Regions from separate parts of the Homo sapiens genome. Here region 1 is linked to region 2. A link is a contact called in ENCODE Hi-C or POLR2A ChIA-PET data. All regions are on one chromosome and are shown on one strand. The core of a region is the stretch at or near the end of the contact, and the rest is flanking DNA. Distances in the headings are between cores, read along the strand shown.

Region 1 (6,327 bases), core at 3,616-6,115, 130 kb before region 2:
TTGGGACTCGAGGCCATTTGGGCTCTTGCTCCTGCTGATCCCTCCGGCTGTGGTCTCCACCACCCTGCACCCCTACCTCCCGCGCTCCAGTCCCCAAAGCTTTGCTTCCATCCTCTGCTTGTGCCGGTGGTTCTCCCTCTTTCAGGAGTGCTGTCTTCCACTGGGTGGACTCGTCCTGCAAGCTTTCCCTAGAACGCCTTCCCTGCCACCCCCTACCCGCCAGGACAGGTCAGAGCCCGCCTCTGAGTCCCCACAGTCTCCCGGGCTCCCCTCCGTTGCAGCACTGATCACACTGGGCTTCTCTCTTCCTGTCTGCTGGGCAGCAGAGACTGTGGATGCTTCATCCCTGAGGTCTATGAGCCAGCGCAGGGCCCAGCACACACTGGGAGCTTAGCAAACATGGGTGGAAGGAAAGAAAGGAGCCAGGAAGGAGGCAGGGGTGCTGGTGAGAGGCCTGCTGGGCGCTTCTCTGTGTCCTTCCTCAGCCTCCATCTCTCTTCCCTCCCTTCCTCTGGGGGCTAACAAAAAACACTCAACTCCATGATGCGAGGATTCATTTAGGGACTCATTTGTCATGGAGATCATCAGCTCCTGTCACAAAGCTGCTCTCAAATGCACCCAGAAACAGGGTGACATTCTTCTCGCTTGGGCCAAGCTGGCCTCTCAGACCAAACTGTCCGATGCAAATCTAGAATCCCCAGAGGGTGGAGGCCAGGCTCTACTAGGCCCAGGTGAGCCCCCGTGTCGCTGCTCTCTGCTCTTTCCAGCACCCCAGCAGCACATTACACAGGAGGGCTTATGGCCATTTTTCAGCTAGAGACTGAAGTCTTGGTGGGAAGAGGCAGAGCCCAGTCTGGGGCTCACCCTGCAAGGCAGCGTGGCACAGTACTGAGGTGGAGCGGAGATGAGAAAGAAGGTCTGTGAGGAAGGAGGTTCTTCTTATATCACATGACAATCATCTATCATTGCTCCACTTGTACCCCACGCAGAGGAAAAGCCAGATGGGTCCAGGGCCTGTTGTGAAATTTTTGCCAACAGAGCTTGCTGTCCATCTATAATTAAAACATGAGTGGAGGCCATAGGACTCATTACATTTCCCAAAATTCTCCATGCAGAGATCATTGAATTCACTTCTGTCTGGCTCACTACTGCATTTTACAGATGGGAAAACGAAAGGAGGCCAGTACAGGCTGGGGCAGCAGTTGCATTCGTGGGAGAGCCGAGACTCTAGGGAGAGATGGAGAGCCATAGAAACCCATTGGTGCCCCTGGGCCACCACTCTTTCCTCTAACTGCCTGCCCCCGCCACCCCCACCCCAGAGGATACTAAAGTCAGGCTTTCCACTAGACGAGGAGCTTTTTTTTTTTTTTCCTTTCTTTCTTTCTTTTTCTTGAGACAAAGTCTCACTCTATTGCCTAGGCTAGAGTGCAATGGCGTGATTTTGGCTCACTACAACCTCCGCCTCTTGGGTTCAAGTGATTCTTCTGCCTCAGCCTCCCAAGTAGCTGGGATTACAGGCATCCACCACCATGCCCGGCTAATTTTTTGTACTTTTAGTAGAAACAGTGTTTCATCATGTTGGTCAGGCTGGTCTTGAACTCCTGACCTCAGGTAATCCACTCGCCTCAGCCTCTTAAAGTGCTGGGATTACAGGCATGAGCCAATGAGCTTTTTGAGCGTGAGGATCACATCCCAATGCCCAGAACAGGGCCTGATGCAGAGCCGCATCCTCTAAATGTCTGTTTGGTGATGGGATGATGGTCCAACAAGAGGAAATGAAACATCCTAAAGCCTGGTTTTGTCTTTTAGTAAAGACAAGCCTCTATGGATGGTTGGGAAATCAAAAGACTCCAGGGTTGTTGAAACTCCCTGTCATTTCCAGGATCTAGCTCTTCTTCTAGGAATATACATAGCTTTCCCCTGAGTCAATGTCTGCCTACCATTCGCCCGGGAATGACTTACCTATGAACTGGATATTTTCCTCTAAAAATGGTAAGTCACTATGTAAAAATGTCAAGGGCCATTAAAGTCCATCTCTTGCACAATGATGCCTTCATGTATCTGGAACCTTCTGGGTCAGAGGATGGGAATTAATATTTATTGAACAATGGGCACTTCTTTACTTCATTTTAACTAATAGTCAAAGTCTGGGCCTGACACCATGATTGTCCTCATTTTACAGATGAGGAAACGGGCTCAGAGATGTTCAGTAACTTGCCCTAAGTCCAGAACCACTTTGGGCAGGTAGGCAAGTGGCAGAGCGGGGATCTTTCTCTTGCCAGTCCCTAGCTTCCATCCTCTCCTTTCTGCAGCCTGCTTCCTTGATCTGTTTTGCAAAGCTGAACTTCTTGGATAACTGAAGTTGAACTTTTAAATAGACAACTTGCCTTAGTTTAACCATCTCTGTTGAAACATGTTTCCATACCATCTTGCACACTGCCCTGCCTTCTTCACTGGGAGACCCTGAGTGATGCTTTAAGCCAGTGGATCTCTACCCTGGTGTCAGAATCACCTGGATACCCTAGCCCCAGCCACAGAGAGTCTCATTAATTGAGGTGGGGTAGGGGCATGTGCATTTTTTAACCACTCCAGGTGATTCCCTTCTTTCTTTCTTTCTTTCCTTTCTTTCTTTCTTTCTTTCCTTCTTTCTTTCTTTCCTTCCTTCTTCCTTCCTTTTTCTTTCTTTCTGTCTCTTTCTTTTTCTTTCTCTCTCTCTCTCTTTCTTTCTTTCTTTCTCTCTCTCTCTCTCTTTCTTGCTTTCTTTTTTGACAGAGTCTTGCCCTGTTGCCCAGGCTGGAGTGCAGTTACACAATTGCGGCTCACTGCAACCTCCACCTCCCAGGTTCAAGCGATTCTTCTGCCTCAGCCTCCTGAGTAGCCGGAACCACAGGTGCGTGCCACCACGCCCAGCTAATTTTTGTAGTTTTTAGTAGAGACGGGGTTTCGCCATGTTGTCCAGGCTGATCTTGAACTCCTGACCTCATGATCCACCCGCCTCGGCCTCCCAAAGTGCTGGGATTACAGGTGTGAGCCACCACAGCCAGCTTCTTTCTTTCTTTCTTTCTTTCTTTCTTTCTTTCTTTCTTTCTTTCGTCTCTCTGTCTCTCTTTCTTTCTTTTTTGTTTCCTTTCTCTCTTTCTCTCTCCCTTTCTTTCTTTTTGACAGAGTCTCACTCTGTTGCCCAGGCTAGAGTGCAATGGCACAATCTTGGCTCACTGCAACCTCTGCCTCTTGGGTTCAAGTGATTCTCCTGCCTCAGCCTCCCAAGTAGCTGGGATTACAGGCATGCATCACCATGCCCGGCTAAATTTTTGTATTTTTAGTAGGGATAGGGTTTCATCATGTTGGTCAGGCTGGTCTTGAACTCCTGACCTCAGGTGATCCACTGGCCTCAGCCTCTTAAAGTGCTGGGATTACAGGTGAGAGCCAATGAGCTTTTTGAGTGTGAGGATCACATCCCAATGCCCAGAACACTGTGCTAGGATTACAGGTGTGAGCCGCCACGCCCAGCCCACTCCAGGTGACTCTAATGCACAGCCAGGATTGACAACCTTGGCTTTTCGCTTTTCTTGATGTCCAAAGTCATTAACCCAGCATATGTATTGGGATAGCTTCTGATAGAGTAATTTCCTGGGTCCTGTGGGCATTTTTTTTTTTTTTTGAGATAGGGTCTCGGTCTTATGCCCAGGCTAAAGTGCAGTGGTGCAATCATGGCGTACTACAGCCTCAACCTCCTGGGCTCAAGTGATTCTCCCACCTCAGCCTCCCAAGTATCTGGGACTACAGGCGTGTGCCACCATGCCCAGCTAATTTTTGTATTTTTTGTAGAAACAGGGTTTTGCTGTCTTGCCCAGGCCAGTCTGCAACTCCTGGGCTCAAGTGATCCACCCACCTTGGCCCCCCAAAGTACTGGGATTACAGGCATGAGCCACTGTTCTGGCCCCTGTGGTTATTTTGAGGATTGTGTGTGTGTCCTTCCAGTTTGTCCACCCTTCTCTTGGGACCAAACTTCCTGATGAGCCATTTCACTGAGGTTCCTGGAATCCCTCTTTTCATTGCTAGCTTGGAATTCACCGAGAAAACATGAGCCAAATAGAGTGAGCTGCCTACAAGCCCTGCCTGAGGGGCCCTTGGGATCCTTTAAGAGTTTTCCAGACCTTTTCTCTCTCCTAGGTTTTTCCACCCAGATGCTGATGACCCACTGTGTTGTTTGGTTGTGAATACAGATGCATCCTCTTCCAAGAAGCCCTGCTGGATTGGGGCTGGGAGCCCTCCTCTGAGGACCAGCAGCCTCCTGCACCAACCAGCCCTATGACCTTACCCATTTGGTGGTGGGGAGAAGGTGTCCACATCTGTCTGCCTCATAGAACTCTAAGCTCTCTGAAGGCAGGGGCAAGATAATCTGATAAACCGAATAGGTTTTCTGGGCATGTCTGTGAAACTGAACAACAACAGCAGCAGCTGGAACTGAATTTTCCTGGGAGCCCAGGATAGGAACTAGACTCCTGACCAGAAAGCAAGGGATGGAGAGTCCAGGAGAGCTTCCTGGAAGAGGTGGCATTGGGACAGGCTTGAAAAGATGGGCAGGAATTGGGACAGGCAGAGGAGAAGAAGGGAAGCATTTCAGGCAAAAGGGAACAGCAGAGGTGAGACAAGTGGAAGGGTGAACTATAGTTTAGTGGGGTGGAAGGCTGGGAAGAATGGGGGGATCATACTCCAAGCCTTCAGAGGACAGAATCCCAGGGTACAGTCCTGGCTAAAAACTGATTTCTACTCCGTCTTCTGGATGAGCAGAACGTGGGGATGCTCCCTCCTTCAGGCTTTTCCTGGGAAGCCCCACCCGCCTTATCTGCATGGAGGACACCAAGTTCCCAGGGCTGGATGAGTGCCAGCCCCGGCTGCTGACTTGCCGCTCTGGCAGCTAAGGAGCTGGAACGTGGAGCTGGGACTTCCACATAAGTCCAGCATCCAAGTCCTCAAAGTTGGTCCCTCCGGAGCAGCGGGAAGCACGTCTCCCAAGCTGGAGTCACTATTCCTTGCTCTGTTGCCCAAGAGAACCCTGCAACATGCACCCAGAGCCTCAGTGTTGTCATAGGTACATGAGGAGGAGTGTGGGCTAGAGGCATCAAAAGCCCTGCCTGCTCCAGGGACCTGGGATTTCTGAGAGCAAATGCTGCCTCTGCCTCCCTGGGGGGAGACACAGCCACCCCCTCCCCCAACACCAGATGAGACTCTCATCAATCCCAAGACCGAGTCCTATCCGGCTTAGGTGGATTGATTAGCACCACTTTCTAGGGCTTTGTACCCTTCATTTCTTCTTGCCAGCTCCATCTACCTAGACCCCTCTCTTTTCCAGTTCTCAGAAACTGGACCCTCTCTTTTCTCCCCAGAATTAAAGGGGTGCTGGATTCTCTTAGTCTTGCCTCCCTCCCTTGGCACATATGCCCACTTTGGTACTACTACTACTATGACCTCTACTAGTATTGCTGCCACTGTCTTCTCGTAGTCCTTCTAGTCCTTTACTACGACCCTGCCAATGCTTCTACTATTACTGCTGGCACTTCTTACTATGACCACCACAACCAGTACTTCTACTACTATTGCTTCTACTGCCTCTACTGCATCCCCCGACAAATCTCATCTTGAATTGTAATCCCCATGTGTCAAGAGAGGGACCTGGTGGGAGCTGATTGGATAATAGGGGCAGTTCCCCCCACACTCTTCTCCTGATAGTGAGTGAGTTCTCATGAGATTTGATGGTTTTAAAGTGTGGCACTTCCCCTTTGCTCACTCTCCCTCTCTCCTGCCATCTTGTGAAGGTGGTGCTTGCTTCCCTTTCGCCTTCCACATGATTATAAGTATCCGGAGTCCTCCCCAGACATGAGGAACTGTGAGTCAATTAAACCTCTTTTGTTTATAAATTACCCAGTCCCAGGTAGTCTCTTTATAGCAGTATGAAAATGGTCTAAAACATAGTACTTCTTACTCTATTACCACCAGTATTTCTACTGCAGTACTGCCACCAGGATTGCTTCTCTTGTTATTTATACTACTACCACTTTGCTACTACCGTAATGATGACTACATACTATTTGCAGCTACTGCTAATAGCAGCAAACGTTATGAATCACACACAATGGGCCAAAGACTGAGCTAAGCACCCTGTGTCAATTGATACAATTTAAACCATGGCAACAGACATCTGTGGTGTAATATTATTGACAAAAAGAGTCAAACTCTGTAAAATGTTTATTTTATTATTAAAAATTATTATGAAATTGAAAATTATTATTAAAAAGAGATTTATTCTGAGCCAAATAAGAGTGA
Region 2 (4,138 bases), core at 24-2,523:
TCTGATGAGGATCTGGGGTTCCTGATGCCTTGTAAACAATAGTGATGTTATCAGTAACAGCAGTGGCTGTCATTTATTGAGTGTCACTGTGCATCCGACCCTTTCTGAACTGTTTCTTTGAAGGCTGCCAACTACCCCAGGAGTGAGGGAATTAATATTGCTCCCATTTTACAGATGGGCAAACTAAGATTCCGAAAGTTGAAGTGACTTGCCCAGGGTCCCATGGTTAGCAAGTGCAGGAGGCAGAGTTTGAATGGTAGCTCCTTCTAGTTGTCCAGGCAGATTTTATGCACATGCTTCTGAACTTTCCAACCATCCACAACCAGCGGGGGAACGCAGGGGGTTCATGGAAGGTGGGGTCCTCACCCCTGCCTCCCTGCAACCTCTTCTCTTCCACAGGGCAAAGTCGGAGACAAAGGATCCATTGGGTTTCCCGGGCCCCCTGGACCCGAGGTATGTGATGCCCCATTTCTCCGTGTCTGGCTGCTGCTGGGACTCGGTCTTGTCCTTGGGAAACTGAGGCCCAGGGATGGGGAAAGACTTGCTTTAGGTCACACAGGATATGAGAGATGAGGCTGAGAGGAGAAACTCCTAGATCAGCAATCATTTATTTTCCCCTTCTGCTCTTCTGCTCTTACTCAGGGGCTCTCAAAAGTCAACAGGGCCAAAAGGTGGCCTCAGAGTCCTCTGCCAACTTTGTGGCCACCGCAGCTTTGTGATTCATGAAAGCCCTCTGTGCGCCACTGTCTGGTCCCTCACAGGAGCTTCCCACATTCTCCACTCAGAGTTCCCTCTCCAAGCCCTGGAACTTTCCTAGCCACCCACAGCCACTCTGGAACGGTTCAGGGCTCAGAGCTTCCGGGTATGGGGAGCAAGAGGTAAATGCAAAATTCGGGCTTTTGAATGAAGAATGAGAAATAAGGATAGATTTAGCAATTAATATAATAACTCTAGTTGAGTCAGGAGAGAGCCTCAGGGTTTCTGATGTGTGTGATCATTGGCATAGGTAGGCTACACCTGAATGATCAACTCGGAATTCACATGTAATGTTGCGAAGCAAGCTGGCTGGGTTCTTTTTGACGCCCCCGTCTTTAACAGGGGTCTCGTGTCTAGAGAGCTGGGCTGAGCAGGAGCCAGGGCTGCCGTCCCTCTCAGGATCATTGGCACCCAGGCCAACCTCAGTTGGAGCCCCCCACCCACAACTCCCTAGCCTCCAGGTCTTGCTCACCCATGAGGTCTCTGCATCCAAGACAAAAGTGTGGCTCTGTGGATAGGCCGGACCCTGCCAAAGATCACTTCTGCTATCACTCGGATGGATGAGGAAATGTTTCCTAAAAGCTACAAGTTCTGACTTTCCACTCTGTTGACTTTGGCCATGACACAGTCCTATCTTTAGACAAATGGACTTGGCCTCTCCTCCATGGCCCCAATTCCCTCCTCTGGTCGCTGGAAAAAGGCTTTTCTGAGAGTCCAGCTTTCCCAGCATTCTGGCCCGTGAGGGTGGAAGGCATGCTCCCTCACATTTATTAGGCACCTCCTGGTGCCAGGAGGCTGTGCAGTGTCCTCGAGATGAGAACTTGCTGAATCGCCACGACAGCCGCATGAGGGGGATATTACCACCACCAGTTTACAGTTGAAGAAACTGAGTCACAGAGCAGGAAAGTGGCTTCCTCAGGGTTGCTCTGCTATGTAGGAACAAATAAGGTCTGCTTTGGCCCTTTCCTGGGTCCCTGGACAATTTAGCCATCAGCCTCTCCCGTCTTTGTGCTCTGTTTTGATTGGCTGACTCTGTAGCCGAGAGATAGCTCTGCTCAGCTGAAGGGGGAAGCTGATAAGCGCGGAAGCTGATAAGCGCGTCAGCACCCTGCCTGCTTCTTTCCCTGAGACCATGGGAGGGAGCTCCAGCTCTCCAGCACCCGGGTGAATTATCTCTCACTCATCAGTGGGTTATATGCAAGTGAGCATCAGGATTTGCTCAGCATCCCGACTGCTAAGTTCTCACTTAGAGATGGGCCCACCCCAGGCAGACTTCTTTTCCCAGAGTACAGGACCCAAAATCATTTTGGATGCAGATTTTTACTGAGCACTTGCAACTTTGCTGGTTCCATTTAAACTTAAGACTAGCCCTGTAAGGGAGGTGTTACGAGCACCATTTTACAGATGAGGAAGCTGAGGCCCAGAGAGGCTAAGGAACTTGCCCAGGGTCACACAGGAGGAGGGCAGGGCTCTGGGAACTGCGTAACAGGTCTCCAAATTGTGCAAAGACCACTGTGGGGAGAGGGAGTCCCTGTGCTCTGTGGGGCCCTAAGGAGGAGCACGAGGATATTGCAGGGAAGGGAGGTGATTCCGCTCCATGTGGGAAGAACCTTCTATTGTACAGTCATCCCAGGGGAATGGCCCTCACTGGGAAGCAGGGAGCCCCCATGGGTGGAGTGGGGCAGAGTCCAACACATGTGGCCAAGATGTAGGAAGGACTTAAGCTTACGATGACTGGAGCTGAGGTTAATTAAATCAGTGCTTTTCAATGCTTTCAAAGTCACAGCAAACCCAGAAAATCATCCTCTTTGCAGGATTACTGCAGTCAAAAGACAAGACTTCTCAGGGCAAGGCGTGGCTGGCTCTGGGGAGCAATGTCCCCAGACACCCATAATTCTGACCCAGTAGCAGCACCGGATTTGAGAAATAACGACCTTGAGTGTGACCTTCCATGTTACAACCTTAATGCTTTCCTGCACCGTCCGGTGTATTGTCTCAGCAACTCTCTGAGGTGTCAGGGCTGGAACCATGCACCCTGTTTTAGAACTGAGGACTGTGGGATCAAGGTGGTTAACTGACCTGCCTGGGGTCCCATCCCAGCAGGATGAGATGGAAACCCGGTCAGTCTCCCTGCAAGACGCATCCCCGTAGCACTCCCTTCACAGCCCCCGTGGGTGACCCTGCTCTCTGCTTCCCCTCAGGGATTCCCAGGAGACATCGGCCCCCCTGGCGACAATGGCCCAGAAGGCATGAAGGTGAGTACCTGCCCAGGGCAGCTCCAGTTGGAGGAGCAGACAGCTCTGCAGAAACCACAGGGGCTGGCTGCCTGGCTTGGAAGCAGGGGTTGCCTTGCCAGCCTGCGATGGAGATGGAGGTACCGCCTCTGAGACTCCCTTTTTGTTCCCTTCTCCCCAGGGTAAGCCTGGAGCCCGAGGCCTGCCGGGACCCCGTGGGCAGCTGGGGCCCGAGGTGAGACTGTCTGGCCCCCTCCACTGCCCATCCTGGCCTGATTGCAGCCCCCAGCCTGCCCTGTCCTGGGTACTGAAGGCCTTAGCTTGGGCTGGAGCCCCCTCAGCCAGGACACCACCCAGGGCTTCCCCAGACTTACCCACCAGCTCATCCTATACAGCCCTGCCCCGTGCCCCTTCCAGGGACCTTCTCTGCCCTGCTGTCACCTGGCAGGGTGGCTTCCCCGCACCCTCCCTCCTCTGCACCCTCGTCACCCTGGGGTTTTCTTTCCCAGAGCTACTGACAATGCCGTGCTCGTGGTAGCAGTTTATCAGGGCATTAATGAGGGAGTAGGAAGTGTCAGCCCCATTTTACAGATGAGGCCACTGAGGCCCAGAGAGGAAAAGAGACTCAGTCAGGTCTTATGGTTAGTAGCAGGCAGGGCTGCAATGGGAACCCAGGTCTGCTTGAGCCCAAAGCCCATGACATACGTCCTATGCTGTCAACTCTGTGCTTCCTGGGAGTGGCCTTGCTGTCAACTCTGTGCTTCCTGGGAGTGGCCTAGGGGCACCTCCAGAATATTACAATGACTTGCACAATTAGTTAGTGGCAGAGCATCGATTTGCTTATTTATGTGCGCTGGATGAAGTGGGTTGGGAGGGGTCTCTATGGGGCTGTTGGAGCACCAGGTGGGCACTTAATGGGTGGGCCCCTGATTTTGCCCTGTGCACGAGGCCATTCTTAGCCTTCCCATGCCCCACCTACCTTAGCTCAGGCGCCAGGCCCCCGTGACACACAGCCCTGGGCTGAGGGTGCGGGAAGCCCAGATTCACCGCGACCGCAGGCGGGCATCCAGCTGACATGGATCCCTTCTCGGGCTGGCTCTGGGTCTGGCGGGGTCCCAGCACTGGCTCTGGGAGCCACCACGTGGAGC

What was found. A loop is a pair of places that touch in the nucleus more often than their neighbours do. ChIA-PET counts read pairs that join two places held with the same protein, here RNA polymerase II (POLR2A). Pooled maps may share reads with other maps.
Region 1: a pooled map shows a loop between it and region 2 (5-fold over the local background). The contact joins two enhancer-like sites. A Hi-C loop is called at or near these places in 1 of 168 maps with a recorded cell type or tissue (HepG2) and 5 of 50 pooled maps. POLR2A ChIA-PET finds 5 or more read pairs at or near these places in 2 of 52 experiments (WTC11 and activated T-cell).

Annotation. Positions count from the first base shown.
Region 1 is chr9:114,108,451-114,114,777 of GRCh38, forward strand. No RefSeq gene overlaps it. Among named protein-coding and RNA genes, the nearest start is that of KIF12, 12 kb to the left of the region's middle. RefSeq lists enhancers at 4,458-4,958, 4,959-5,459. Within about 2 kb of position 4,866, at least 2 of the 41 ENCODE cell types and tissues checked have a DNase peak (open chromatin) inside an H3K27ac peak, as active enhancers do.
Region 2 is chr9:114,237,263-114,241,400 of GRCh38, forward strand. COL27A1 (collagen type XXVII alpha 1 chain) reads left to right here. Exons shown (of 61, transcript NM_032888.4): 19 at 400-453; 20 at 2,958-3,011; 21 at 3,172-3,225. Among named protein-coding and RNA genes, the nearest start is that of MIR455, 30 kb to the left of the region's middle. Within about 2 kb of position 1,274, at least 6 of the 41 ENCODE cell types and tissues checked have a DNase peak (open chromatin) inside an H3K27ac peak, as active enhancers do.